6 separate regions of the Mus musculus genome follow, and regions 1, 2, 3, 5 and 6 are each linked to region 4. A link is a contact called in ENCODE Hi-C data. All regions are on one chromosome and are shown on one strand. The core of a region is the stretch at or near the end of the contact, and the rest is flanking DNA. Distances in the headings are between cores, read along the strand shown. Region 1 holds the start of Aebp1 (AE binding protein 1). Region 2 holds the start of Myh10 (myosin, heavy polypeptide 10, non-muscle). Region 3 overlaps Limk2 (LIM motif-containing protein kinase 2). Region 4 holds the start of Taco1 (translational activator of mitochondrially encoded cytochrome c oxidase I). Region 5 holds the start of Aldh3a2 (aldehyde dehydrogenase family 3, subfamily A2). Region 6 holds the start of Eif4enif1 (eukaryotic translation initiation factor 4E nuclear import factor 1).

Region 1 (5,041 bases), core at 1,207-3,706, about 100 Mb after region 4:
TCTGTCCTCAAAGAGGTCAGAGCCCCAGGGATCCTGCTACAAACCTCTCTTCTGCGGTAGCTCCTGGGCGCTGGGGTTGGAGGGTGAGGGGAGTAACCGATCCAGCGTTTCCAAGGGGGCCACAGTTGAGAACTTCTTTCCTGCCGAGGGCCTCTTAGTGGCCTTGGGTGGCTTCTCCTTAGGCTTCTTGGTGGCCTTGGGTGGCTTCTCCTTGGGCTTCTTGGTGGCCTTGGGTGGTTTCTCCTTGGGCTTCTTGGTGGCCTTGGGTGGCTTCTCCTTTGGTTTCTTGGTGGGCCTGGTAGAGCCCTCCAGGGGTTTTGTGGCTTTGGGGCCTTTGTCCTTCTTTCCTTTCTTCTCTTTGTCTTTGTTTTTTTCTGGAGGGACTGTCAAGGATGAAGATGCAGGAGCAGACAATCAGAGCCTAATCTGTGTGCCCACATGGTCCCCCTGGATGCCCAGAGCCTGGGTGTGAGGGCACCTGTCAGTCCCTGGTCTGGTACAGATCAGGAAACTGAGGTTAGCCATTTGCCCAAGTGATAGAATGAGAAACCTTGTCCAGGCATCCTATCTGTACATCCAGAGTGAACAGCAGCAACTCTTGGCTGCTCTGAAGTAGTGAGTTCAGGGCATGATATATAGAGAGACATCTCTGTCTGTCCAAACCTCCATGGGGTCCTCATAGTCCCTAATTCACATGTCTGCCTAACCCACATGCCTCACAGCTCAGTGCCAGGCATGGAAGGTACAGGGAAGAACCTGAAAGAGCAGGGCTACCCAAGCAAACAGCCAGGCAAATTAAAGACTGTGGCTTGGCCTTCCAAGAGCCTCCTTTCAAGGGAGAAGAAAAGCTTCAAAGAGACAGTCAGGCTGGGGATGTAGATCTGCCCTAGAGCAGTCAGTCCCCTGGTATGTAAGGCCCTGGATTTGGTTCCTTCCCAGGGAGGAAGGCAGGCAGGCAGGCCGGCAGTCACTCCGTAGGTCTTGAAGTCCCAAAAGGTTCCCGTTGAAACTCAAAACCAACAGGAGGCCCTTATCAAGGACAGAGGGAGAGAGAGGCAGGTAGGTAGTTCTCTCCGTGCTGGCTCATCTCAGAGAAGTCAAGTAGCAGGGGCCACCCTTCTAGCACCCTAGGAGCTGCAATTGCTGGGTGCGGAGAATTTAATGGCGAATGGGAAACACACAGGCAGCTGGCTGAAACACAGGGAATACAGCAAAACATGCAGCAGGAGCAGGGTCACTTGGCAATGTCCAGAACGTCTTGGTTGCTGGAGGCAAAGTGTGCAGGGAGGTGAGGGTAGGGAGAGCAGGACAGATCTACAGCAGTGGGGGCCGGAGGGGGAGTGGCTGACCTCAGGAATGATGAATGGTGCCTTACAGTCTCCTGGGAGAGAGATCACAAGATCCGTTGCCACTCTCCAGAGGGCCATGAAAAACAGCTAAGATTTACTGACAACGATTGCATAAGAGGCTCGGGGTTGCATGCCTCCGGGATGCTATCACCTCGCTTAGTTCTGACCATCTCAGACTGCCCACTTTCACCTGGAAGTCTTCCTCACCCCGCTCCCCTGTCTGTGTTCCTGTGGGAGAAGAGGAGGCAAGCAGATGCCTAGGCTTGAAGCTTGCCACTAAGAGACTAGGGCCAGTTCGGAGAGGCGAATCACAATTTCCCACTCGTCCAAACCTACACTCTCTTGAGACCTGGGATGAACAACTTGGGCGACCTCAAAAGCCCAGCGCCACCCTATGCTGAACACACACCTCCAGGTTTCCAAACTCCAGGACAGAACTGCTGCCTGGCAGTGTGTTGCCTTGCGTTGCCTTGGAGAGACATTCCTCACGGGGCAGCATGGGAAGTGGCTAGACCCTCCAGAGCCCCTGTATGCTCACTTGATGCCATGGCCACCCATGTCACCAGGTTCTCACCTTCTACATCTGCCCGCTGCTTGCCCCCTGCCTTGGATTTGCGGGGACGCTGGGTGGGTTCGGGAAGCGGCTGGACTTCCACGTCGTCTTCCCGGGGCGGGGACTGGGTCTCCAACTCCGAAAGGAAGCCTTCGAGGAACTCCTCGATCTCGTCGTCCGTCAGCACCGTCTGTGGGTTCCCCTCAGGGCACAGCGTCAGCAGTGCCAGGAGGCCGCAGAGCAGGGATGCGGTGCGCACTGGAGCCATGGCTCTGGGCACGCGCGGGAGCCGGGCGGGCTTGAGCAGGGACTTGGGTGGCAGGGGCAGCGCCCCGCGTAGGGGCGGGAAAGGGCGCGAGGAACGTGGGCGTCAAGGGTATCCAGAAAGCGGTGGGAAAGGGAGATTCAAGGAGAGCAAGGGGCTCCAGGAGAGGTTCTGGCGGGCCCAGCTCCGGCAGCAACTGGGCGCTCCTGCCCCGCGTGGCTGGCTCTCACGCGGACCGCCCTCCAGAGCGCTTGCGACGGCCTGGCCGGGGCGGGGGCTTCGGGTTTCCGGAGGGGGAGGAGGAGGAGCCGGCCTTGGACCGGGGGCTGCGGGGGAGGGAGGCGGAGCAGCACGGAGCCCAGACTAATAGCAGCGTCAGCGCCCAGTTTAGAGGGTCTGGGTGCAGGGCGCCTAGCGGGGAGGAAGGCCTGGGAGAAAAGAATGCAACAGTTATGGGGAAGGGAGTGTGCGGAGTCTAAGGAGACCTGTGCTCTAACCCGCTGTGCCCTTTGCTCTGAGCCCAGGGAGATTGCTAGGGGAGGGAGGGAGTAGGGCCCTCGAGGGTACTGGCGATCACCTCCTTTCCACTTTCTGGAGGTTAGCTCTTCAAAGTGTCACCTGCTGTGTGCTTGCACAGGTGTCACCTTTGTCCAGTTATCACCAACATCCCAGGTCTTTGGAGCCAATTTTTGCGAGGAAGGCTGTGAAAAGCTGTTCTCAGCAAGCTGCTGTCCTTATGGAGATAGGAGCCCCACTTCAGAGCTCAGGGCTCAGGTCCCAATGTGGAGTAATAGCTATTTCTCTCCTTCCTCTGACCAGAAGCGGTTAAAACAACAAATTGTTTACAACAGCTTCAGCTATGGCTTCTAGAATACAAACGTTGGCTGGCTCATAATGGCCATCATAGCTAAGCCCAGGAATGCCAGAGCATTTACCCATGAAGGATTAAAGATGTGAACGTGGGCTTGTAGCAGCCATAGGTCCAGGGCAGTGGCAGGCAGCTTTCAACCAAGGTGGGGAGGCACTCTGATAAAAAAGAATAGCGACCCCCAGATGATTGACATGGGAAAGTTTACATCTCAGCTGGAAGAGAAAAAAGAAAAAGCAGGTCAAGAAACACCAACACGATGCCACCTCCTCAGTCTTTCACCCTCACCCTCACCCTCTCTGTCCAGCATGAGCAGGGAGAAAAAGGGGAAATTTTCGGGTACTGGGCTCTGTAACCCACTGCTCTCAGGGAGTAGGCAAGCCCCTCCCGGCAGTCTCCTTTCTGGCTCTCCTTGAGGAAGCATGGAGACTATGCCAAGAACTGATGTGTGTGTGAGTGTGTGTGTGTGTGTGGGGGGGAGGGTCTAACCCATCTTAGCCCTCCTAGCTGTCTGACTCAGCAGGGGAACTCCGTGTCCACAACTTACTATACGCATATTAAATGGACCACCTTTCTGGTTTATTCGATTTTTTTGAGACAGAGTTTCTCTGTGTAGCTCTGGCTGTCCTGGAACTTGCTCTGTAGACCAGGCTGGCCTCGAACTCAGAAACCCACCTGCTGCTGCCTCCCAAGTGCTGGGATTAAAGGTGTGCACCACCACTGCCCGGCTAAATGGACCACTTTGTGCTGTGCCTAGCACACACGATCAGCCCTTGCATCCCACAGGCTGTTGGTCCTCATCCACTTTGCTCCCCCTCCCCCATCCCGGGACAATCCTCTCACAGCTAGGCCTCCCCATGAGAGACTTCAACCTGGTCGCAGAGCAAGAGTAAAGCAAGTCTCACTCATGGTCACCCTCTGAATCATTGTGCTCAAAGTCAGTTCTGGGAATTGGCTTCCGTGCCCCCAGTCTGGTCCAGTGTGTCATGCTGGGTATGCCACAGGGTGCATGAGGGGACATGGATGTCACTTCCCTAGGCATGGGTCATACTTGGACTGAATTTGGGTTGGATATTCTCTGCCAGGGAAAACAGAAGCCATTTCAAAAATGGAAAACAAAGAAACCTAAGGTCTAGAAAGCCTTTTCCTGAGCCTCAATGAGTCACGGACAGGAATTCGAGCAGAGGAGCTGGGCCCAGGAGGCCTGAGGGGTTGAGGCCTCCACACAGAAAATCCGGAAAGGTGCGTGGGAGCACAGTGCTACGCTGGGGATCCTCCCGAGGGAGCCCGTCCTCAGGAAGTCTTTCTAACCTGGGCCCACAGCGCTGGGGCAAGAGGACAACCAGAAGCCAGAGCCTGTGAGGAGAGCTCTCCACTCTGCTGAAGAGCATAGCGTTTAAGTCAAATGTCCAGAGGGCACTGCCAAGGCCACAGCTGAGGAATCGGGAGGCTGGTGGCTTCCATGATCAGGAGCACTCAAAGGGTCCAAGGGGGTCCCTGAGGGGTTGGGGGTTCCTGTCCGTGTCCAGGCGTTCTCCTGAGGTCCTGCTGGAAAGTTCTGTAACTCCTCTCCCTCCCAACTCCTGTTGTCCCTGTGAATGCGTTAGAGTCTTCCCGAGGGATCACACAACAGCACTGGGCTGGCCTGAGAGAAGGAAGGTGTCCTTCAGTTTTGTTTTCAATGCTGCAGAGCAGAAGCAGAGCTCCTGAGAGAACAGTGGCTGTTGGGGGTGGGGGGAGGCCCCAGCCTCCTGTCCTTCAGTATATCTGTGTAGTTTGTACCCCTGAAGGTTTGGAACAAGCATCTTCTGTAAGTGCTACCTCCATAGGGAAGCCCCAGGAGAGGAGCCAGGAGAGAGGGAGACTAAGCTTGGGTCAAAGGCAAAGAGAATTGGTGTTCTGTGGTGTCACATAAGCACGGGTGGGTGTCACATGGAAACGGGCACAAAGGTCTCCTTTCTCTTTGCAGTATCAGATCTCCCCATGGAAGGAGGGGAACCCACTCC
Region 2 (4,634 bases), core at 108-2,607, about 37 Mb after region 4:
TCAGACGCACCGACTGGCCACCTCCTAAGGCCCCAGTTCCCAGAGAGGCCTGACTGGGGGCCTCTCGGGTCCCTGGGCCGCATCCGCCCACCAAAGGCCCACAAAGCCCCGCCAACGCCAAGGACTCCACAGCTTCAACTTCCCTCCGACCCAAATCCACTTCGATTTTATAGGATCAGAGTATGACACCCTAACTACAGAAGGCTAGGGAGAGATTCTGCGGCGAGCCATTACCAGATCACTTACACAATAAAGCGATCCAGAGGCGACGGCTGACCCTCCCCCCGGCCGCTCCGCTACAACGCGCCCGGGCCACATTTCCCGCCTCGTTCTCCCCAACGGCCCAGGCCTCGCCCGGTGTCCACCTCCCGGTCCACCACGGTCCCCAGCGAGCGTGGCATGAGGTCTAGCTCCAGCCCTCCTTCCCGAGACCAGCTCTGGAGCCTCTCATCCGTCGCATGCTCCCAAGACCATGCAGTTTCAGGCCACTGGTCCCTAAACCGCACAGATCCAGGGTCCGCCTTCTGAGTCTTCGGAGAACCTTTCAGTCGCACCCGGGGAAATCTAACTCCACCTAACCCACGGTGCAACCCACCCAGGGTCCCCTTTCCTTCCTGGGCCCCCAGCACCAAGATCACATCCCAGGACTCAGTCCTCTCCTAAAAGGAGATAGACACGCCGGGCGCCTCCGGCCTCTTATTAGGGCACTCACCTCCCAACCCCACGCTTCCAGGGATCCAATGCAACCAGGAGTTGGTCCCTACATCCCCATCCCCAGATCTCCATTCTCATCCCTTTCAAGAGTCGTCCTCACGTATGACCTGGCCCTGATCCATGAAGAGGTCTCATTCTCAAGGACCCCATTTCCCACCCCTCCAGGGGTCTCTTCATCTCCATACACTGGGGTCTCGTCATCTCCACAAGCTCCGCTCTCCACTGCCCAGTCTCCCTTTCCCAGCTCCCGCCTGGGCTCCGTCTCTGTGCTCCAGGCTCGCCCAGTTCCCCAGCCCCGGTTCCTCCCCTCCTGTTCCCTCAACCGTCCCCACTCCCGGAACGCCGCACTCGGACCCGGGCAACTGCTCGTCTCACCTTCAGCCGAAGATGGTGGCGCCGGCACACGTCCCCAGCAGCGACCACAGATCCAGCGTCTCAATTCCAAACCCACCGCTGCCTCCGCCGGGCTCCTTTAGCACTGCTGCTCGCGCCTGCCCCACCCACTCCCACCCTCATTGGGCCATCTCCACGCCCATCACTGCCGCCCCCAGACCCACTGGTCGGTTTGCGCGCCCATCTCCCAGGAAAGACGTTAGCAACCCGAACGAAGCTACCTTCCCAAGTCCCGCTCCCTCCACCCACCTGGAATGATGCTCATTGGCTCCCGCTCCCGACCTAGACCCACAGACTCCCAATCTCATAGGCTGCTACTCACGCCTGTCAGAGACTCCGGGAGGTGCGGCCGGGGCAGTGGCGGGTGATTGGCTGACTCTGGAGGGAGATGGACAGCTGAAACTAGGAGCCTGGCGATCCCGCGAGGCAGAGATCGCCGATCTTGTTGGGGTGTGCGCGCTGCGCTAGTCAGGGCTGGGTGGACAGTGGGGCAGGTGTACCGCAGCACAAGTCACCAGCTCCCACTGGTCACGTCTCTCTATTGCGTCGGGCCGCCGCTGCAACCCACTCGAGCGTTCTGCGGCCCGTAGGCTTGCCGCAGCCACTGGGTCCCTCAGCGGGACCGGCTTTCGCCGAGGAATCGCCAGCTCCCGGAGCTGCCTGCAGGGGCGGGGCCGGAGCGCGGTCCTGAGGCCTGACGTCACCCTGGAGCTTCAGTGGGTGGGAGCCGCTGCTTGCGGCTCACCTGCAGTGGGGGAGGGGAGCCTCTCGGGCTGGGCGCTAAAGCTCTGTCCTGACCGGGCTGCAACCCTGTGGCGGCCGGAGTCCCCCCTTACTGATGCTTCCTTCCTCTCGTGACCCGCCGCAGTTGGATGTTTGCTTGCTCTGCCTCTTAGGCAGGGCTGAGATTCCAAAAATACGAGAAGCAAACGGGCCTGGCAGAGAAGACCAGAGAGCGACTTCATTTGTTCACTCACTCATTCATTCCAGCTCTCTATGGAAGAGGAACTGGGTAGGGCTTGCAGGATTCCTGTGCTGTTGTCATAGCCCCTAGGGCTAAAGAACCAGTGGTTCAAGTGCCTTAGAAAGGTTCATGGACCTCAGGTGGGAGTGGGCTTCCAAAATAAGGAAACTGGAAAATTGAAGTTAAAAAAAAAATGTAATGAAATGTCTGCAGAATCTAGTCAACTCTTAATTATACATGTATAAATATAATAAAGTAAAAAAATCACAAGAGCCAAATGGATTATTGTTCTTATAAAAAGATAAATATAAAATACTTTATTTTAAAACTGCCTCAGGATTTTATGTATTTAGTATTGTATATATGTGTGTGTTTTAATGGATACTTTGTAAATGCCTGAGAAACTTCTAGACTGATTTTTTTTTTTAAAGTGAGAAAAAAAATGAAAACAAGGCAGGAAGTGATAAGAAAGGGTTGGTGGAATTCAGAGAAATCTCCAAGGCAGCTGAATGCAGAGCCCTTCCGGGGGAAGTGAGAATTCTTTGTCCTTTGTCCAGGTGCATCTGGTCTCCAACCCCACATGCCCACTAGGGTGGCTGCCCCCTTCCAGGTGTCTTGTGACTTTGGCACTACATGAAGAGTTCTATCCTTGTGAAGTCTACCGAGGAAGTATAAGTTAGTATAACGTGTCAATGATAGCCCTCTTATAAACGTTTCCGGATTTAGAAAAGACTCAGCCATCTCAAAGGCATGACTCTAAGCTTTGTTACCCAATGAAGTCATTTCTAAATGCTATATTCCATGCTCAGAGCATCCATACAAACGGCTCAAATAAGCCATCAGATCCGTGGTTTCTCATAATTTGAAACCTCATAATTTTACAACAAACTCAGGGGACCATTAGAGAGAGAGAACAAGAAGTTCACCAGAACTAAAACTCACACGGACATTTGTCTTGATGAGAACTCAATAGCAAACTGTCCCCAAGCGCATTTCTAGCTCTGGGGTCTCTTCCAGGTTTTCATCCGCCAGTTATCTCCCATCCAAGTACCCATCGGGCCTGGTCCCACTTTTCTTCTGGGATCAAACAGGATCTGCAGAGTAAAATGTCCATACATGTCTGCCTGGATGGGAGGAGAATTAAAAGAGTAACAGGCTCCAAGTCTCTCTCCTGCCCACCCATGCTTCAGCCCGCCACTTAAGAGTTCTTCCTAAGTTCCCTTGATCTGCCTCTTTGCTTCCTTCTTCTCCCTCATCTTCACACGTAGCCCCACCCCAACCCCCAGTCTCCCGCCATCCATGCCCCCACAGGCTTCTCCAATTCTAGCCCTCACCAGAACAAAGGGAACATAGGGTTTAGAATCAGGCTCTGAATGCAGCTCTGCCACTATACCTACAAACTCTATATACTGTATATTAATATTTGACAAATTATCTCCTCTCTAAAAGGAAGCTATAGCTGTATCCTGGAAGGATTCACTTATTGAATGAATATGTTGACTGGGTGAGTTACTGTATAAAAATAGTGACATCATGGATTAATAGGTAGAAAACTGCTTTTTTTCTATTGTACAAGTTCACTATGAAGAAGGAAAGGAAACCCTTGTCTTTGTCTGTAGTAATATTAGCTGGTGACGTAGGCTGTTTCTACTTCTAAAAGCAAAAGTTCACAGTCCATTGTTTGGCAGGGACTGGGTCAGAAGTCCAAACTCCTTCCCTCAGGGCAGTTGAGCATGTGAGCTTGTTTTGTTTTGTGTGTGCAAGACTGACAGGCAGCTTTTTTGAGGGGGGGGGGGAGGAAATGAATTCCAACATTTGAAAATTAAGAACTACCCAATATTGGTAGTCATTAGGGAACTGTGAATTGAAAGCACAATGAGATCTCACTTTACACCCACTTGGTGCCAATGAAAGAGTAAGAGCCACGGAAGACCCAGTGAGGACCCGGGGAAACAGGAACTTTGCAGTAAGACAGGAATGTAAGACACTACAGCCACGTTGGAAAATAAGCCTTTTCTTTAAAAGTTAAACGTGTTGTGTGCTTTAGTCCATAATAATAATAAAAAAAGAAGAGGTTAAATATAAATTTACCATACAATCTCACAATTATAGCCTTGGGTATCTTTTTTAAAAGTCAGGGTTTTGGGGAGATCCTATGTGCATACAAAAAAAAAAGTACACAGAAATGTTCACACCGCATCATTTATAATAGTCAGAAGATATGGATACAAATAAGTGGTAGATGCATGCAACATGGAGGAACCTTGAAAACCTTACGCTCACTTGAAAAAACCCAGACACAATAGCACATACCTGAACCATCCCATCTGTATGAAATGCCCATAAAAGGCAAAGCTAGAGAGAGAGAGAGAGTAATATGGCACTTGCCTGGGGTGACATCTGGAGTCCTGAAGAAGAGACAACCCAGGATTCACCAACAAACGAACATAAGAGATCTAATTGGGTAATAAAAAGGCTCTAAACTGACTTATGGTACTGGTTGTACAACCTGGTAAACGTACTAAAAAAACATTCCTCCCCCTTCCCAACCCAACCCATTAAA
Region 3 (4,637 bases), core at 980-3,479, about 100 Mb after region 4:
TTATTCTTGACTTTTTATGTGTATGGTGTTTTGTCTGCATGTATATCTGCAGACCAGGAGAGGCCATGGGACTAGAGTTATTGGTAGTTATGAGCAGTCATGTGGGTGCTGGTGATCAAACCCAGGTCCTCTAGAAGAGCAGAGCCGCCAGTGCTCTCCCCATCTCCCCAGCCCTCAGCCAATATCTTAAAACCTGGGCAGAGATTCTGTTGTGATAATGCACACCATTAATCTCAGTACCCTCAGAGGCAGGTGGAGCTCTGACTTCAAGGCCAGCCTTGGCTCCATCAGCTCAAGGGACTCCTCTAATTTACAGTACATATGTTGAGTGCACATTTACTAAGGACACTACAGGCCAGTCTAAGGTGAGATTCAGGGGTGATGGTATACACGTACCACTGTAATACATGCTGTTATGGTCACCACCAAATATCCTCAAGTGGAATTCCAGGGAACAGATGCCCCATCCATGAACATCTCACTTGTACTGCCTCTTGCTCCTTAGGTAGCTGCAGCAGGGGACATTGGGGCAACTGCAGTGGGTCAGGTGGGGCTTCCCGCTCGGCAGCACCACCACAGGCCTCCATCTCACTCTTGGGCCCTCCCGCCTGGCTCTCTAGAGTACATCCTAGAAAACCAGGGCCCAGTGTGCAAAACCTGTGAGGATGTACTCACTTTGTCTCCCTCCACCAGGTGAAAGTGATGCGGAGCCTGGACCACCCTAATGTGCTCAAGTTCATCGGAGTTCTGTACAAGGACAAGAAGCTGAATCTGCTGACCGAGTACATCGAGGGAGGCACACTCAAAGACTTCCTGCGCAGTGTGGTAAGCACGTGACCCCACAGTCAGGAAGAGCCTTGGTGGGTTATCAGAGGGACACCTGTGCTCATTACTCTGGAACCTTGAGGGTTAGAGGGACCTTGTTTGCCATCAGTGGTGTATACTGGGAGAGACTGGAATGGAGTCTAGACCAAAAGCTGGGAAGGACTCCTCTTATGGACATTCTCCTATCCTGCAGGACCCGTTCCCCTGGCAACAGAAGGTCAGGTTTGCCAAAGGCATCTCCTCTGGAATGGTGAGTCCTACCAGCAGTCTTGCGCATGTGTAGAGTGAGGTGCAGGGATTGCAGGCTGCTCTGGAAGACAAGAGACCCATCATGGGGGCTGGGACATTCAGCAGCTGCCTACTAAATTTCTTTCAGTACCAAGCTAGTAGTTGGCTAGCTCCTCTCTTTCAGTCAACAGTTCTATTCTCAAAGGACTCCAAATCTCTTTAACACCAAATGGCATGAACAAGGCAAACCATAGCTCAGTGTACCCTGACCTTTCTGTCAAAGAGGTGCTCAGGTGCAGTGGGACCTTACCTACCGAATATGAGGCGGGAAGGGGGGCAGTGTATTCTAGATGAGGTGGGAAGGGGGGCAGTGTATTCTAGATGAGGCGGGAAGGGGGGCAGTGTATTCTAGATGAGGCGGGAAGGGGGACATGTGTTCTAGGTGAGGCTGGAAGGGGGGACATGTGTTCTAGGTGAGGCTGGAAGGGGGACATGTGTTCTAGGTGAGGTGGGAAGGGGGGACATGTGTTCTAGGTGAGGTGGGAAGGGGGACATGTGTTCTAGGTGAGGTGGGAAGGGGGACATGTGTTCTAGGTGAGGCGGGAAGGAGGACATGTATTCTAGGTGAGGCGGGAAGGGGGACATGTGTTCTAGGTGAGGTGGGAAGGGGGGACATGTGTTCTAGGTGAGGCGGGAAGGGGGACATGTGTTCTAGGTGAGGTGGGAAGGGGGACATGTGTTCTAGGTGAGGCGGGAAGGAGGACATGTTTAGGTGAATGCTGAAGAATGAGCCAGTAGTAGACTAAAGTTCCTATTGGGTGCATTGTGGGAATGAGTCTAGCCATCCTCACAACTAGTGAAGCACAGTGCCTGCTGTGTGGAGCAGTCACTTCGCGGAGGGAGGGGCTGCACCCAGGATTGTGCTCATTCCTCCAGGAACCTCTGTTCACAGTGAAGAAGTGAGGTAGAAGAGGAAGGGCTGGGTCCTGGGCTTGCCAGGAGTTTGCCAGAGGTCACCCAGCTCTGTAAAGAGAAAGTGAGCCAGAGCTGTGCAGGCAGCGATGGCCAGCACAGGAGAAGATGGCTCTGCAAAGGGATGGCCCTGTGGGGGCTGGAACAGAAGCAACACACAGGGGTCTCAGGAAAGAGGGTACATGGGGGAGGTATGACAGCCTTTGAGGAGGGGTTGGCAGGCAGCCAGGCTGGGTTACAGCTATAGGAAAAACTCTGTGGGCCTAGGAACAGTGAAGTAGTACAGGGGGCTAGGAAGAGGGCAGTGTCACCTTCCCCATCTACGGGGAAAGGAAAGACTGAGAAAGTAAGCTCCTAAGAGTGACACGGGAATGTCTAGTAAAAATAGTTTAGAAATGGCTGGACAGGAAGAGGGAGGGGCTGAAGTACAGGCAGAGGAGGAGGGTGTGTCAGGGGAGGTGAGTCAGGAGGTCATTGCTTTCCCAAAGGGGCTAAAGCCTGACTCTGGAGGGGCCAGGGGGAGCAGTGTGTTTGAGGGTGCTCACTTTAGATTGCCTCAAGGATGGGAGACTCAGAGGCCAGTAGAGGTGGAGACAGTGGGAAAACCTGGGCAGGAACTGGCAGTTTTCTGTTGGTGTTAGGACACAAGCGTGGCTTGGGGGTGGGGATGGGAAGCTAAACAGGCTTGGCCTAGAAGACAGGAGTAGCTGGGACTGGGGGAGGGGCAGCAGGATGGGCGTGGCCTGGGCCAAGAGGCTCCATGGCTCCTGCTTCTGTTACAGGCCTATTTACACTCCATGTGCATCATCCACCGGGACCTGAACTCACACAACTGTCTCATCAAATTGGTACGTCCCACTGTGCTGGCCTGAGATGCCTGGGGCTATCCCTCTGGCTTCAGACCAAACACACCATCTATAGGATCTATTTTGGGCTTTCTGCTACCTTCAAGTGCCTTTTGCCATCCCCATCTTATGGAAGCTCTCAGATACACACATGCAGGAACAATTTCACCTCCCCAGGAGCAGCCCTTGAGGTGATTATTATTAGAAGGGATTAGCTCTCCTGTCTGGCAGGCAGGAGTCTGGGTGTGGATGGGGGCTGAATTCCTTGTCTGTGAAGAGCTCTTGCCTTGGAACAGGCCCCTAAAACAGTTTGCTGATCCCACTTTACAACGTGGACGGGCTGCAGGGTCTTTAATCCACATAGGTAGCATGGGGCCAGGGTTCCTCAGACAGCCCTTAGTTAGAGTTGTTCCAGCATTGTGTCTCCTGCCAGCTTCCCTCTACAGTAGTCCCTCTTCACACCACTGCCCCATAGCTCCTCCCTTTCCCTTACTGCCTTTGCCTGACCTTTTCTCTTAACCTATTCTGGCAACTACAAGTCCTTGTTAGGAACAAGACAAAGGGCTGAAGATAGACAAGAAATCCTAAGTCACCTGAAGTGCACTCTGCAGGTCACTTCCCTGAGGCTCCTCCCCCTTTAGTTTGGAATCTGTGGGCAGATACCAGACTGAAAGAAAAAACCAACAAAGGCCCAGCCACTGCCTCCCAGGAGAACTTTCTGGTGTGACTCTCCTCTCCTCTTCACTCCCCTTGAAGGTGGCCTCTCTTGCCTTTGCCTACACCCCAGGGACAGGTTAGAGAAGCCCCCCCCCCCCCACCGGGTCCTGACCTAGCCCTTGTCCTACTAGGACAAGACAGTGGTAGTAGCCGACTTTGGGCTGTCACGGCTTATAGTAGAAGAGAGGAAAAGGCCTCCAGTAGAGAAGGCCACCACCAAGAAACGCACCTTACGCAAGAGTGACCGCAAAAAGCGCTACACTGTGGTGGGAAACCCCTACTGGATGGCCCCCGAGATGCTGAATGGTAAGTTCAAAATCCATGGAGGGAAAAGAGCCAGAGGGAAGACAGAAGCCATGTCTTAAATTAGGTGCTGTAAGCTGGGGAGGCCTGTGACAGGGACAGGCACTCAGAGGAGGCCGATGATCTTTCAGGCTTGGCCAGGCCAGGCCTCATAAACTTTTAATCACAGCTGGGAAAGCAGCAAGCCATCCTGGGTGGCTGGTAAGCTCTAGGGATCTTTTGTCTCCAAATGGCCCAGGCTGTTCCGAGTTCTCTAGCCTTCGCCTTCCATCTCCAGATCAAGAGCTGAAGTATGGTGCCCCCTGGTGGATGCTGGCTAACCCTGGCTCATGGTCAGTCTAGATGATCCTGAACCTGGGTGTAGTTCTTTATGACACTCAGTCAGTGGCCACCCTGGGCACCTTTGGGGCTGCTGAAGCCCTAGTTCTTGGCTCTGCCACCTGAAAGCTGCTTCCCTCTCTTCCCCAAGGCAAGAGCTACGATGAGACGGTGGATGTCTTCTCTTTTGGGATCGTTCTCTGTGAGGTAAGCTCGGGCTCAGATACCCGAGGAGCCCTCCCTCCCTCCCTGAGATCTGGGTTTCTCTCTTACAAGTGAACAGTTTGCCACAAACTCAGTGGTTAGGCTGCAGCCCAGCCCAGTATCTCTCAAAGCCCTGAGTCACGTAGACACATTGAGAACCTTTTCTCACTCTTACAAAATTATAAGGGACAGGAGAGACACACGATGGTTAGAATAATTCAAGTA
Region 4 (4,587 bases), core at 648-3,147:
CATTAGCTTATTGCCTTTTGCATGCCGCAAGCCACCTCAAAGTGGGTATTGTCCTTGCTTTACAGAAAATTAAAATTCAGTAGTTAAGCCACGGGTTGAAGGGCATTGAATCAACCTAGCCAATACATCGTTCACATCTTCCTAACTCCAGGTCCACACTTTTCATAGGATTTTCCCCCCTCTACTTCTACCAGCCTGACACCGAAGTGAGAATCACTGAAGCGACGCATGGTTCCAAAACTGACTTTCCAAGGAAATGTCTTAGGAGCTCTGATGAGGGAAAAGGAAGCGAGAAATGGCTTGTCTCAGCATGCCTGTCCCAACCTTCAGTGGTAGTAGAAGCAGCTGCAGAGCGCATGGTTAGTCCCTTCAAGAAAGGCACTTTCTTTCTCTTTCTTCCTTACAAGACCTGCTCATGTGCTTGCATGCATGATGCATGCAGTGCCTGAGGAGGCCAGAAGAGAACATTGGGTACCTTGGAACTGAAGTTTAAGGTAGTTGTTAGATGTCACATGGGTGCTGGGAAACAAACCCAGGTCCTCTGCAAGAGCAGCAAGTGCTTTTAACCGCCCAGCCATCTCTCCAAGCCCTGACTTGACTCTTTATGCTTTATTTTTTCCTTTTCCCTCTTCCAGTCATTTTATTTGATAAATATCTTTAACTTTTTAAATCGATTCTTTGTGAATTTCGCATCATGCACCCCAATCTCACACTGATCCTGTCATCCCTCCAGATCCATCCTCTCCACGCTTGCAGTCTCCCTCCCCTAAACAAAACCAAACCAAACCCATCCCTGATGTAGAAGCAGAAGCTGCGGTGTTGTGGAGTGTCACACTGGATATTCTTTTGTCCAAACAGCTTCACTTGCAAATGTCCATTGCCATGAATTATTGGTCTGGTTCGAGGCCTCCGGCTTCTGCCACACTTTCTTTTTTTGTTTTTTGTTTTTGTTTGTTTGTTTTTTGTTTTTTGTTTTTCGAGACAGGGTTTCTCTGTGTAGCCCTGGCTGTCCTGGAACTCACTTTGTAGACCAGGCTGGCCTCGAACTCAGAAATCCGCCTGCCTCTGCCTCCTGAGTGCTGGGATTAAAGGCATGCGCCACCTCGCCCGGCAAAATAAAACAAAGGTTCGGGAGCGGAAAAAGACCGGAACGACACGGGAACCCGCGACCGGCACCGACAGAACCAACTCGCGGAAATCGGGCAAGCCGGCCGCGCTGCCACACTTTCTTAAGGCGTATTTCTATGAAGTACCTTCTAACTATACCCTTAGATGAAGTCATTTTTATCTAAGGGCGGGTCTCTGAAGGTCTTTGAAAAGGAAAACAGGTATATCCAGTGTAAGTAAGTGCTTTGAGGGTTATGAGTAGGACAATTATGACAACTGGGGGTTGGGGGGACGGTCCTAAATGAAGCCTTAGGCACCTAAAGAGCTTCAGTGACCAGCAGTGAGGACTACCAGGTTCTCACCTTTAACCGCCAGGCGGATACTGAGAGTGAGTTTAGAGAAGATTCGACTCCTTTCCATGTCCTTGGGGCCCTTGATGTGCCGGACTTTAGACCACTTATTGTGTCCCGCCGAGGCCGTCGCGCTGACATGCAGCGTCCTGTGTGGCGCTGCACCACAGCCGGGGTTTGCATGCTGGGAGGCGCCCCAAGGACCCACGCGGAACCCGAGGCATCGCACACGAAAGCACGGGACAGCGGTCATTCTCAGGCTGGCGGCAGCCCAAGACATCATCTGCTTCGACAAGGGGCTGCGCGGTGCAAAGATGAGCAGCTAAAATCAGCCCGTCTAGTCCGGCCCCGGAACAACCCGGTCTGGACGTTCAGACCGCTGCTACAGCTCTCCAGAAACTCAGAGGTTCGGCTCTTCCTGACGCTGCACTGCCTTGAGTGACCGCGAAGGAGCCGGGCGCGGGGACCCTAAATGGTGCAGTACACTTCCTTTGCCCGGTCCGCCGCAAAAAGACGTTCCCGGATTCTGCAAAGTTGGTTCCGCTGCCTCGCGGTACTCGTTCCAACCCCGCCCCTGCCAGGAGTGACGCAACCCTTCTTTGCTCCCGGTTGCTTGGAAACGACAGATCACCTTCCCGGAGAGATTCAGGTGACTGACTTTCCTTCCTAACTGAGCAAGTCCAGAATAAGAATTGTTTGGTTGAAAAAGAAATATGTAGTTCAGTCGGTTCATTTTACAGATAAAGAAACCGCCGCCAAGGTTGCCTGTTTAAAAAAAGGAAGCAATAAACAAAAAAGTACTAAATGCTGGGCGTGGCAGGCCATGTCTGTGATTCCAGCACTTAAGAGGCGAAGGAAACCTTAGGACTTTGTCTCAAAAAAAAAAAAAAAGCAAAAACTTTAATTAAAACAAACAACGACAAAAAAAAAAAAAAAAAACAACCAAACAAAATAAGCCACTACCCCACCAGCCGACGAGAAGCGATTTGCCCAGTCATTTAAAACTTTCTGATTTAGATTTCATTTCTGTAAACAAGGATGGCATTGCCTGTTTTGCCAACCCATACTGGACAAAAGATCGGGCCAGCCTTTGAGTCAAACTGCTATCTTCGTTTTCCATCTGTTGTTTTAAAATTAGTTTAAGTATTTTTAATATATGTGTATGGTTGTTTTGACTGCATGTATGTCTGTGCGCTACATGTGTGCCTGGTGTTCTCAGATATTTATTTTACAGATAAAGAAACCGCCGCCAAGGTTGACATCAAGATAGCCTGGAACTGATGGTTGTGAGCTGTCACATGGAGAATCGAAATTGAACCTGGGTCCTCTGGAAGGGCAACCAATATCCTTAACTGCTGAGCTATTTCTCCAGCCCCTTCCACCATCGGTTCTCTTGGCAGAGAAAACAAGAGAAAAAGGACACTATGGAAAAATAAAGAAAAAATAATGTAGCAGCTGCTTGAAACTCTTTAAGAGCTCTCTAGGGGGGGGGTGAATTAAGTCTCAAGAGCGTAACACATTTAAAAAAGCAGGTCAGTGTGAAGGCAGTTTGAAGTCTTGCTCTCTAAAGTTAGGCTGGATGAATTCAAAGTGTGTTTCTGCCATTTAGTAGTGCAACCTTGGGCAAGTTCTTTACTTTCTGTTTCCTTCTACAATGGCCTTGAATAAGCAGGATGAGGGGAAGGGCACGGACACAGATTTTATATTATTTTTTAAAAGATTTATTTTATTATTATACATAAGTACACTGTAGCTGTCTTCAGACACACCAGAAGGCATCAGATCTCATTACTGATGGTTGTGAGCCACCATGTGGTTGCTGGGATATGAACTCAGGACCTTTGGAAGAGCAGTCAGTGCTCCTACCCACTGAGCCATCTCTCCAGACCCCAGATTTTATATTCTTAGTGGATATGTCCAAAATTAATCTACTTACCTTTCATTCTCATGTATGTCTATGGGAGGGCATTATGTTAGCTGTTAGATTATCCTTGTGTTTCCTTCCTAGTTCCAGAATAGCAGCTGGCAGCCACCAAGCACAACCTGAGTTCTTTTTTTTTTTTTTAAGATTTATTTATTATGTGTAAGTACACTGTAGCTGTCTTCAAACACTCCAGAAGAGGGCATCAGATCCCATTACAGACGGTTGTGAGCCACTATGTGGGTGCTGGAAATTGAACTCAGGACCTCTGGAAGAGCAGTCAGTGCTCTTAACTGCTGAGCCATCTCTCCAGCCCGTGTTTTGTATTTTGAGACAGGGTTTCTTTGTGGAGCCCTGGCTGTCCTGGAACTGACTGTGCAGAGCATACTGGCTTCCGACTCAGAGATTCATACACCTCTGCCTGCTGAGTGCCAAGACTAAAAGCCCACGCCACTGCTACCGGGAGTGAGTACGAATTCTTTGCCTCTTTTGTTTCTCTTGAGTCTCCTTCATTATGAAGGACATCCTTCATTCTTCTGGTGAAATCATTCTTCAGGACTCAGCTCCAGGGGGCTGGAGCGATGGCTCAGCATTTAAAGCACTTGCTGCTCTTGCAGAGACATCGGGTAGGAGCCTCACAGCCTCTGTAACTCCAGTCCTAGAGGATCCAATACCCGCCTCCCACTTCTGTAGGTACTGCATACACATGCTGCAAACACTCATTTAAAAAAATCTTCAATGATTATATTTTATATGTGTGGGTGTCTTACAAGTACTCTTAACTGCTGAGCCATTTCTACACTCTCTACTCCTTCAAATTCTATTTTTGTTTTGTTTTTTTAAGACAGGGTTTCTCTGTGTTGTCCTGACTGTCCTGGAACTCACTCTGTAGTCCAGGCTGACCTGAACTCACAAAGATCCATCTGTCTTTGCCTCCCAAGCATTGGAATTAAAAACCTGCAACTCAACTGCCCAGCTAGATCTTTTTTTTTTAATTAGGTATTTTCCTCATTTACATTTCCAATGCTATCCCAAAAGTCCCCATACCCACCCACCCCCCACTCCCCTACCCACCCACTCCCCCTTTTTGGCCCTGGCGTTCCCCTGTACTGGGACATATAAAGTTTGCAAGTCCAATGGGCCTCTCTTTCCAGTGATGGCCAACTAGGCCATCTTTTGATACATATGCAGCTAGAGACAAGAGCTCCG
Region 5 (4,627 bases), core at 508-3,007, about 45 Mb after region 4:
AAGGGTGGGGTGGTCTTGCTTCACCAAGAAGCGCCTCAGATAAGCCTCAACTCACCGGCCATTGTGAAAGCTACAAAGTTGGGGAAGTTAGCTGGACACTCTAGACAGAGGACACAGAATGCCAAAAAAGCCCTGGGATAGCAATGTGCCCAAGTGTTCAGTGAACAGCAAGGAAGCCACTCTGGCTAAAACTCATTACGTGGGCAAATCCTATAAGAAGAGGCACATCCAGAGGCCAAGACTTATAGGCTTATAGAGGATTATATGGGCTTTGAATTTTATTCTCTGGAGAGTTTTGAGAGAGGGACTGACTAATAAAGGTCACCGTACATTCTGAATGTATCAGTGACGCTGAAGGGGAACTAGTCAAACCCACCCAGTTACTTCATGCAGGAAGGATTTCAGGAATAATGAAGGAAGCATGGGGGTGGAGTGGGGCGGATGGTCTCAAAGATCAGAAACTGCTCCAATGAATCTCAGCTGAAACTCATTGCAGTACTGCCCACTTCTGTGCCATTTGGAGACACTGTGACTGTCATCCTCTAGGACTAGGAGCCACCTTGTCCAAGAAATTCCTAGAGGCAGGAATATACTGACTCTCCTTCCACGATAGAAATGCCAGCACCTGCCACACTACTGAGTCCATGGGGAAACAGAAATCTTTAGTGTCCTGGTAGTCTGTCCTTCCTTCCTTCCTTACTTTCTTCCTCTGGCAGAACTTCCTGGGAGGCCAAGGAGGGAGGAGAACCTACTCTGGGCTCCTGAACTACAGAGTGTAAAACGGTAAGTACAGAGCTAAGAAGTAACAGATTCATAGTCGCCAACCAATCAAGCAAGCAGCCTATTAGAGTGCTATTGCTATATATAGTAGATATGTAGTATGGTTTGAACCACTCATTATTGGGCTCAACATATATTTTGAAGATCAAGTCAAAGAGACAGGGAACACTGTAGGAAGTATGAGTTGTTTGCTGAAGAATAATAAAAAGTTCTAATGAAATTAACTATAAGAAGTCCATTATAAGTGTAAATAGAGATTAGCATTTAAATGTGTCCTTGGGAGTCCAAGGAAAGATTGGGTGAGAGCCTTCTCTGCTCTCTACTGGTAGAATTAGATGAGTGACTGCGCGGAGAGAACTTAGTCCCAGACATTTGAATACTTTAATGGGTCAGAAAAGGGAGAAATCCAGAGATGGAAAACCTAGGGAACGCCAAGGAAGGGAAGCGGAAATGTTTCCAGAAGATGGGAAGGACAACACAAAGTGACCGCCGTCGCTGAGCAGCCCCAGATGGGTACGAAAGTCAACCATTGCTAATTAGCCTGGAGAGGAAATTTGGGAAAAAACCTTGGATGGTACGCAGTAGAGAGGATTGAAAATCAGTGTGGGCGATGACAATGCTTGTGTGTGTGTGTGTGTGTGTGTGTGTATACACTGGATTCACCTCCTTCGCGTGCGTCACCCGGCCCGCCCCACCCAGGCCCGCCCTACCCAGGCCCAGCGACTTTGCCTCTGAATCTGAGGCACTGCAGGCGAAGGGAGACTACTTCCGGCCGGGTGAGCACCCTCGGGCCTCAGTTCCTCCTCCTAGAGGACGCTTGGCTCTTTTCTGAAGCCAGAAGGACTTCTTCCGCGTCTTCGCGTGCCAAAAATTGCACCTACACACCCGGCGCCCGGGGACCGCAATCCCGCGGCTAGATTAGAGGTAAGGGGCGGGGCCTCATAGTCACGTGCAGCAGCTCAGCCAATGAGTGCGCACTTTGTCGTTAGCAGGGAAGTGCTGGGGTTTGGCCCACACCCGGGCCGGGTCTAGGCCAGTAGGCGGATAGGACCCAGCAGCGGAAAGTGGCAGTGAGCTGTGGCATCATCCATAGCAGCTCCTTACTGGTACTGTGCTCCCTCACCTGCCTCGCTCCGCGTTCTCCTCAGGCCCGGCCATGGAGCGCCAGGTCCTACGGCTTCGCCAGGCGTTCCGGTCCGGCCGATCTCGGCCGCTGCGCTTCCGATTGCAGCAGCTTGAGGCCCTGCGGAGGATGGTGCAAGAGCGCGAGAAGGAAATCTTAGCAGCCATCGCGGCAGACCTGAGCAAAGTGAGCCTCCACAGGGTGGGAGGGGCCCGATGAGCCACCTTATTCCTTCTCTGTAGCAGGTTGTTTGGTTTTGTTTATCCAGCAGTTAAGAGGAAGCAGAGTACCCTGGACTCTGGACTCTCCAGCCCCGCTTAGAGCCCAAACTGTTGTATTTGCACTCATATTGAAGTGCATACTTTACTTGGCGCCGGCAATTTCTCGTCTGCGAACGCTCTGTATAGCCTTGCCCATTTCTGCTGCGTTCATAGTCTCTTTCCTTACAATGTGCAGTTAACTCTGGATAGGCTGGATCTCAGTAGTTTGTCTGCTTGGTAGGTTTCAGCTATTTCACTCCCTGTCTTTATTTCATGACGTTAAAAGAATGGTTTCTTTTTGTTGACAGTTCTTTTTATTTCCTATAATCTTCAGCACTGAAATTCCCCATATGACTTTGTGTGACATTAATCATATACATGATTGACCTCCAGTATACAGACAATCACCCTGGGGACCTGATAAAATACAAATCCTGACTTAGTCCTCGTGAGACTGTGTCTGAGATTTCTAATGAGGGCCCAGGTGATAACATATGGCCTGTTTAGAAGCAAGCTTTGAGTACCAAGGTTTTAAGTAGTGTTCAAGGTACAACTATGGTCTGTTGTACTCTCTAGTAATATTATTTCTCCCTTTTACTTTCTATCTGTATTCCAGGCATGGTAAGACCTCTATTTTCAGATTTTCAATCAAAGACTGCTTCAAAAAGTGGTAACAGTAGTTGTAGTAGAATCTAGAAACCTTCCTTCAGAGTACTTCTGGTAAAGAGGGGCTGTGGTAATTAGTAAACAAGATAGGATAGTGAATATTAAAACTCTGTGAATCATCCACTCCTCAAACATCAGATAGTTTGTGTATGTTTGTTCATACATAGCGTTCCTGAAGAAAATATATTAAGTCCAGAATTTAAAATCTGGCTCCAAAGTAGAACATATGCAGGTGTGACTCTGGTTATAAACCAGTGCGTTAAGGATGAAGTATCAAGATGCTGCTCAAAAGCAAAGTTGCCACGGTACCTACATCGTGACTTCGGGAGGCTGTTATTAATCGGGAGGTGATGCTGAAAGGGATCATTTTTAACCCTATTTTAAAAGGCTTGGATCGGTAGTGAAGACGTTAGAGGCTCTGAATGTATTAGAGAGGAAGAATCATCCTGAGTATCCAGGGTGTGCCTTATTGAGAACTTGGAAATAAAAAAAAAAATCTGATAGCAAACCGGGGGAGGGGGTGGTGTCTAATAATACCAGTTGTCACTGCAAGTATACTTGGTCTGAGCGTTGTGACATCCTAAGTTAGTGGTTCTCAACCTTCTAATGCAGCCACCCTCCAAACAGTTGTGGTGACCTCCAAACATAAAATTATTTTCATTGCTTCTTCATCACTGTAATTTTGCTGTTGTTATGAATCATAATGTAAAATGTCTGATACGAGACCCCTGTGAGAGTCACAATCCACAGAGTGAGAACCGCTGTCCTAAGCCAAGTATTACACAGTTTGTGTAAGAGTAACTGACCTTCTCTTCCAGAGTGAACTCAATGCATACAGTCATGAAGTCATTACCATCCTTGGAGAGATTGATTTTATGTTGGGGAATCTTCCTGAATTGGCTTCTGCGAGACCGGCTAAGAAGAACCTGCTAACCATGATGGATGAGGCCTACGTTCAGCCCGAGCCTCTGGGAGTCGTACTGATTATTGGAGCTTGGAATTACCCTTTCGTTCTTACCATGCAACCGCTGGTGGGAGCCATTGCTGCAGGTCTGGCGCCAGCTGTGGTGTCTTTATTCCTTGGTCGAGAGTTGTATTTTGTCTTAGTGTTTGTAAGTGTCTAGAATACATTTTCTCTAGTGGTCGGCAGCAGCAATTTATTGAGAATCCATTCGTGTATGTACGTGGATGAGTGCTGCTGAGAAGTTGAAGTTTTCCATGACTACTGAAGTACGGGGGGCATGAATCTGTGAGACTCAGAGGCATCTGATTGAGTCAGTAGTCCCAAGTCTTTGGAGTCAGGCATTCATATTCTAATGTGGTTTCAGTTTACTGGCCTCCGTCTTTACACAAACCAGTCTAAAATCCAAGTCTGACCAGTTTCTTTATTTACATGAAGGTATTGGGCGTAATGCTAGCTAGAGTGTCCAGTGAATCCCAACAGGTGGAAGTTCCAGATCAACGCTTATGTTGACCTAGCCTGTTAGCTCAATGAGTCTGAGCAGAGAGGAAACCCTCCAGGCAGAGCTACAAAGAAAGAGATAGAAATCTGGGGGACTGTGAGGAACTGGCAGATCCTGTTGTCAGTGAGATGCTGAGAGCTAACGGGTTAGCACTTGAGAAGGAAAACATGAACAGAAAGAGGACAGGAGATCTGGGGGGTTGGGGGGCAGACCTAAGAGCTGCAAAAATAAGTGAAACTTAGCCTGGACCTGTACATGGGGTAGCTATCAAAGTTACTCAAGTCCTGGATGATGTCATTGTGCTATTTGCTTTATTTAGGAAATGCTGCCATTGT
Region 6 (4,609 bases), core at 329-2,828, about 100 Mb after region 4:
ATATCCAATTTATAAGAAGTTAAAAAAAAAAAAAAGGATTAAAAATCCAATTACTCCAGCCAGACTCCTCTTCTAGGGACTTGAACTTCTACGAAAACATCCATACAAAGACACCGATCCTGTGAAACATCCCAGAGCTGGAAACCTCACCTGATCCCTGCCAACCAATCACCCAACTGTTAAAGAACATCTGGGTACAAACACTTATCTACAAATTTCACACAGGATCTGAGACAACAGCCTTTCACCTAAAACCTACAGTTTAAACCCAGTAGTCACACTTAAAAATGACCAAATGCAGATGCTTTACAAAATTTATTTAGTCCCCAATGAGTCAGAGCAAAACTACCACTTTAGATAATTCCAATGAAATAGCTACACATTATTACTTCATGTGAAACAAAACTTACTTTCGTATAGCGATGGGGGGATTTGGAGGTGGGCAGTTTCTTCAGCTCAAGGAAAGCATCTCCATTTTCTGTTTCAGCCACACTTTTCTCCATGGCTTCTTGGTGTACAATATTTTTGCACCTGGAAAATAAAATTAGGCACAAAACTGTCAAACAGAACAATAAATATTCCAAAGCCTTAGCTGCTTCTCTGAAACTGGAACTTTGAGGGGAAAAAAGAAAAAAATCAAGATAGTTAAAAAAAAAAAATCCCAAAACTACGGTATGAACCAGAACTAAATTGGAAAGAGAACCACCTGAAGTATTCAGAGTACCCATAGCAAAGAAAAGCAGAAGTGGAAGGGGCCCAACTCAGGGTACAACCTTTAATTATCTTTAATACAAAGGGAAACCAAAATAGTCGCTGCCACCCACAAGAATCGACCTGGCGGCGGTGGTGGTGAAGTTTCCCGGAGTAGAGTAGAGGTAGGACTGGTTGGGCTGCCGATCCGGCAAGTCGGGCTGCTGGAAAGTGCCTGTCACTTGTCAATGGATGGCACCAGCTGCCCCTTATTACCCGAGCGAGAGGGGCTGGGGAACCGGCCGGAGAGCACCTCTCTCAGCCGGCCACACCTGTGGCCATGTGAGGGGCGTCCGCGGCGAGGGAGGGCCGGTGCGGGCCTCCTCTGGGAAACTCCACTCCTCCAACGAACCCCTGGCCCCTCACCCAGGCCCCGGGCTAGAGGCTCCTCCGGAAGAAGGGCAGGGACGGTACTCACGGAAGGAGGCGGGCCGCAGGGAGCAGGGACCAAGTCCACAGGTCGGCCGCCTAGAGCCGGCGCAGGCCCGCCTGCTGCCCGCCGGCCGCCCGCGCGCCTCGCGCCTCTGCCGCCCCCCGCGCGCGCCCTGCCGCCCGCGCTCCCGGGGTAGCGCGCAGTCCTCGCACGCAGGCCGGGGCCCCGCGCTTGCCGTACCCTTGCTGGGAGCGCCCGCCGCCGGGCGGCCCTGCGCCTCGGCCGCCGCGTCCCCCCGCGCCCGCTCCAGGCCCGGCGTCGCTGGCCGCGGCCTGCGCTTGCGCCCCCCTCCCCCCCACCCGCTCGGGCTGGCTCTCCTCAGCCGCCGTAACCGAGGCCCGGCCCTCCGGCGCGGCTCTCCCCCCCCCCCCCCGCCAAGCACCGCGGGGGACCCAGGCACCGCCCTCGCAGCGCGCAGGACCTGGGGTGTCCGCAGCGGTGCCTGGCAGAAAAGCTGCTTTGGGCGGCGCTGTCCGCCGCGCTGGGTTCCGCGTGGGCCGGATGGCGAGGCCACAATAGCCAAAAGGGCACGGCGGCTACGGGAAGGTGATCGCGACCGGTGCCGTGGGAGCCGGCGCCCGGGCTCAAAGGCGGCTGCTGTGGGCAACTCAAGGAAGGGCGCCGCGTTCCCACGCGTCATGAGGGGCGGAGCCAGCAGCGCGCTGTCCGGGACCCGCGCCACGCCGGCGCGAGCGGGGTGGTCTGGGTGGGTCTGTATTGTCCAGTTGCTAGCGGTCACCGGGCTGGGCCACTGCTGGTGTTTTTGCGACAGGGGTCAGTTAGGAGAACATTGTCGTGACCTGTTTGTTTTTTATTGGTGTGATCTAGGGTAAAGTTCTGAGCGGCCCGATTTTTCGCGCCTTTTTGTCTGCTAAAACTGTCCCTGAAGTTACTCTAAAGGGCATTAGTCATAAGAGATGGTGCATTGATAAGCAAGTTTGTCACAATTATCTGTGATCCCACGTGAAGGGAATTGACTAATTAGAGTAGCTTTCAATGAATAATCTGGAAGAGTAAAGTATCTGAGGGAAATAGAAAGCCTGGCTTTTGCCCGAGTGCCGAAACAAGTTGATGGAGGATACAGATTCGGATATAAGTGGATAATCCAAGAACTGCCGCTCTGGGAAGGTCACTTGTGAACAAGTCTGTAGGAGTATGCCAAGCTGTTGGGACTGCCCAGAATTGATATTTCTTTGTCGTGGAGGGATACTGTTTGTTTGTTTTGTTTCCTGTAAAGAACAGCGAGGCTGAACATGATGGTTTTAATTTTTCAGATCTTGAAACCGGGGAGTTGAAAGCCAGCAGGAGCAGTAGGGCATTTGAATATCGTTTATTTTACTTGAGAAAGCTACTTCCCATTCTTTCTTTGAGTTTTGGCAACAAAAGTAATTTTTCCCCTTTGTAATGACTTAATAAAGTCTTTTTTGCAAACTATCTTTTGTAACAGATTTACACTATGTAACCCTGGCGGGCTTCCCAAGTGCTGGAAATTACAGGCCTGTGCCTAAAGAATACAGACAACAGACATAGAAACATCTGCACTTAGGCCTGATTCTCTATTGTCATAGAGGCTGTGTAGAATTAGGAAATATATTGATCTTTAGCTTAGTTTAGGAGTTGGAAATAGCAGTACTGAAGATTAAATTTAGCAATGGGGGGGGGGAGTGAAGCCTTATATAATATGTATAAAGTTTCTTGAAAACATTTAATATGCAAAGACACATCGTAGGGAATCAACACTGACTGCTTTTCTTTTTTAAAGATTTATTTATTATATGTAAGTATGCTGTAGCTGTTTTCAGACACACCAGAAGAAGGCATCCTAGCTCATTACAGATGGTTATGAGCCACCTTGTGGTTGTGGATTTGAACTCGGGACTTCTTGAAGAGCAGTCATTGCTCTTTCTTTTTTTCTTTCTTTCTTTCTTTCTTTCTTTTTTTTTTTTTTTTTTTTTTTTTTTTTCGAGACAGGGTTTCTCTGTGTAGCCCTGGCTGTCCTGGAACTCACTCTGTAGACTAGGCTGGCCTCGAACTCAGAAATTCGCCTGCCTCTGCCTCTCAAGTACTGGGATTAAAGGCATGCACCACCATGCCCGGCCCACAGTCATTGCTCTTAACCGCTGAGCCAACTCTCCAGCTCAGACACCCCAGAAGAGGGCATCAGATCTCATTAAGAATGGTTGTGAGCCATCATATGGTTGCTGGGATTTGAACTCATGACCTTCAGAAAAGCAGTTGGTGCTCTTAACTGCTGAGCCATCTCTCCAGTCCGCTTTTCTTTTCTTTCTTTCTTTTTTTTTTTTTTTTTCGAGACAGGGTTTCTCTGTATAGCCCTGGCTGTCCTGGAACTCACTTTGTAGACCAGGCTGGCCTAGAACTCAGAAATCCACCTGCCTCTGCCTCCCGAGTGCTGGGATTAAAGGTGTGCGCCACCACGCCCGGCCGCTTTTATTTTCTTAAAAGCCATGTTTTCTAGGCTGGAAGTGTAGCTCAAGGATAAGAGTGCTTTCTTGATCTTTAGCACCATAGACAACAAAAACAACAGATTTTCTTTGGGATCTAGATTCTTAAAGCTGAGAGAAATAGGGCTAATCCTTTTGTTATGGAGTACAGAAGGTACCCACTCCCAGGGGCTGACTTAGAGACCTAGAGCCTAAGTCATACAGTAGTAGCAGTCAGGCCCAACTAATCTGTGCTAATGAAGTACTCTGGAACTGAACGAGTGAAATTTCTAGCCCAGAAAATTATTCTCTTGAAGTTGTCAGGGTCACTTAGTGAAATCTGAGTATATTTAACTACCCTAGATGTCAGTCTCATCTAGGCCTCATCTCATCAGAGGCCTGGACACAGGCATATCTGAGCTCCAGGATAGCATGGTCTACATCATGAATTCTAGGCCAGCCAGGGCTACATGGTTAGATCCTGTTCCCAAAAAAATGAGAGACAGGGCTGGTAGAAATGGCTCGGCAGTTCAGAGCACAGGCTGTTCTCGATGAGGATCCAGGTTTGATTCCCAGCATCTACATGATTCTGCATGGAACAACTGCAGTTCCGGGACAACCTTCTGGCCTTGGAAGGCACTAGACATGCATGTCTCACACTACCTCCATTTAGGTAAATCACTAATGCACATAAAATAAATCTTAAAAAATTAAAAATAAAAAGTAAAAATAGGTACTGAAGATAGAGCTCAGTGGTAGAGTACAAGCTTAGTGTACAAGGTCCTCAGATCCCTAGCGGCCACTGAAAAACAAAGAACAAGTCATACCCCAAACCAGAGGATTAAGCCAGTATTTTGCTCACAGATTTATAAATTGGGCAGGTAGAAACAGCTGTTCTCTGATTCATTGGTCACCTTAAGGGCCAGGAACTAAGACCCCTTAATAAGGGTCCTGCATGCACATTCTTGGGGGTGGGAGGTTCTGT

The links. Hi-C counts contacts between places; a loop is a spot of excess contacts on that map.
Region 1: a map of T-helper 2 cell shows a loop between it and region 4 (303-fold over the local background). The contact joins the promoter of Aebp1 here to the promoter of Taco1 in region 4. A Hi-C loop is called at or near these places in 2 of 37 maps with a recorded cell type or tissue (T-helper 2 cell and regulatory T cell).
Region 2: a loop to region 4 is called in a map of T-helper 1 cell, with 134 times the contacts of the local background. The contact joins the promoter of Myh10 here to the promoter of Taco1 in region 4. A Hi-C loop is called at or near these places in 2 of 37 maps with a recorded cell type or tissue (T-helper 1 cell and T-helper 17 cell).
Region 3: a map of T-helper 17 cell shows a loop between it and region 4 (369-fold over the local background). The contact joins the enhancer-like site here to the promoter of Taco1 in region 4. A Hi-C loop is called at or near these places in 2 of 37 maps with a recorded cell type or tissue (T-helper 17 cell and regulatory T cell).
Region 5: a loop to region 4 is called in a map of T-helper 2 cell, with 157 times the contacts of the local background. The contact joins the promoter of Aldh3a2 here to the promoter of Taco1 in region 4. A Hi-C loop is called at or near these places in 5 of 37 maps with a recorded cell type or tissue (T-helper 1 cell, T-helper 17 cell, T-helper 2 cell and 1 more).
Region 6: a loop to region 4 is called in a map of T-helper 17 cell, with 748 times the contacts of the local background. The contact joins the promoter of Eif4enif1 here to the promoter of Taco1 in region 4. A Hi-C loop is called at or near these places in 3 of 37 maps with a recorded cell type or tissue (T-helper 1 cell, T-helper 17 cell and T-helper 2 cell).

What each region holds. Positions count from the first base shown.
Region 1 is chr11:5,859,281-5,864,321 of GRCm38, reverse strand. It overlaps Aebp1 (AE binding protein 1), which reads right to left and starts at 2,456. Exons shown (of 21, transcript NM_009636.3): 1 at 1,924-2,456; 2 at 45-383. The coding sequence starts at 2,170.
Region 2 is chr11:68,688,638-68,693,271 of GRCm38, reverse strand. Myh10 (myosin, heavy polypeptide 10, non-muscle) reads right to left here and starts at 1,357. Exons shown (of 41, transcript NM_175260.2): 1 at 1,090-1,357.
Region 3 is chr11:3,346,830-3,351,466 of GRCm38, reverse strand. It overlaps Limk2 (LIM motif-containing protein kinase 2), which reads left to right. Exons shown (of 16, transcript NM_010718.4): 10 at 694-825; 11 at 1,019-1,075; 12 at 2,808-2,873; 13 at 3,719-3,893; 14 at 4,360-4,415. Among named protein-coding and RNA genes, the nearest start is that of Gm12592, 18 kb to the right of the region's middle. Within about 2 kb of position 2,229, at least 2 of the 3 ENCODE cell types and tissues checked have a DNase peak (open chromatin) inside an H3K27ac peak, as active enhancers do.
Region 4 is chr11:106,063,401-106,067,987 of GRCm38, reverse strand. Taco1 (translational activator of mitochondrially encoded cytochrome c oxidase I) reads right to left here and starts at 1,897. Exons shown (of 5, transcript NM_027346.2): 1 at 1,470-1,897. The coding sequence starts at 1,740. Taco1os (a long non-coding RNA gene) reads left to right here and starts at 1,947. Exons shown (of 3, transcript XR_003949781.1): 1 at 1,947-2,106; 2 at 2,692-3,843.
Region 5 is chr11:61,264,316-61,268,942 of GRCm38, reverse strand. It overlaps Aldh3a2 (aldehyde dehydrogenase family 3, subfamily A2), which reads left to right and starts at 1,757. Exons shown (of 10, transcript NM_007437.5): 1 at 1,757-2,089; 2 at 3,648-3,879; 3 at 4,612-4,627. The coding sequence starts at 1,937.
Region 6 is chr11:3,199,552-3,204,160 of GRCm38, reverse strand. It overlaps Eif4enif1 (eukaryotic translation initiation factor 4E nuclear import factor 1), which reads right to left and starts at 1,578. Exons shown (of 19, transcript NM_023743.2): 1 at 1,364-1,578; 2 at 411-531. The coding sequence starts at 503. Gm51877 reads left to right here and starts at 943. Exons shown (of 1, transcript XM_030246456.1): 1 at 943-2,617. The coding sequence starts at 943. The coding sequence ends at 2,016. It also overlaps a transcript of Sfi1 not described here.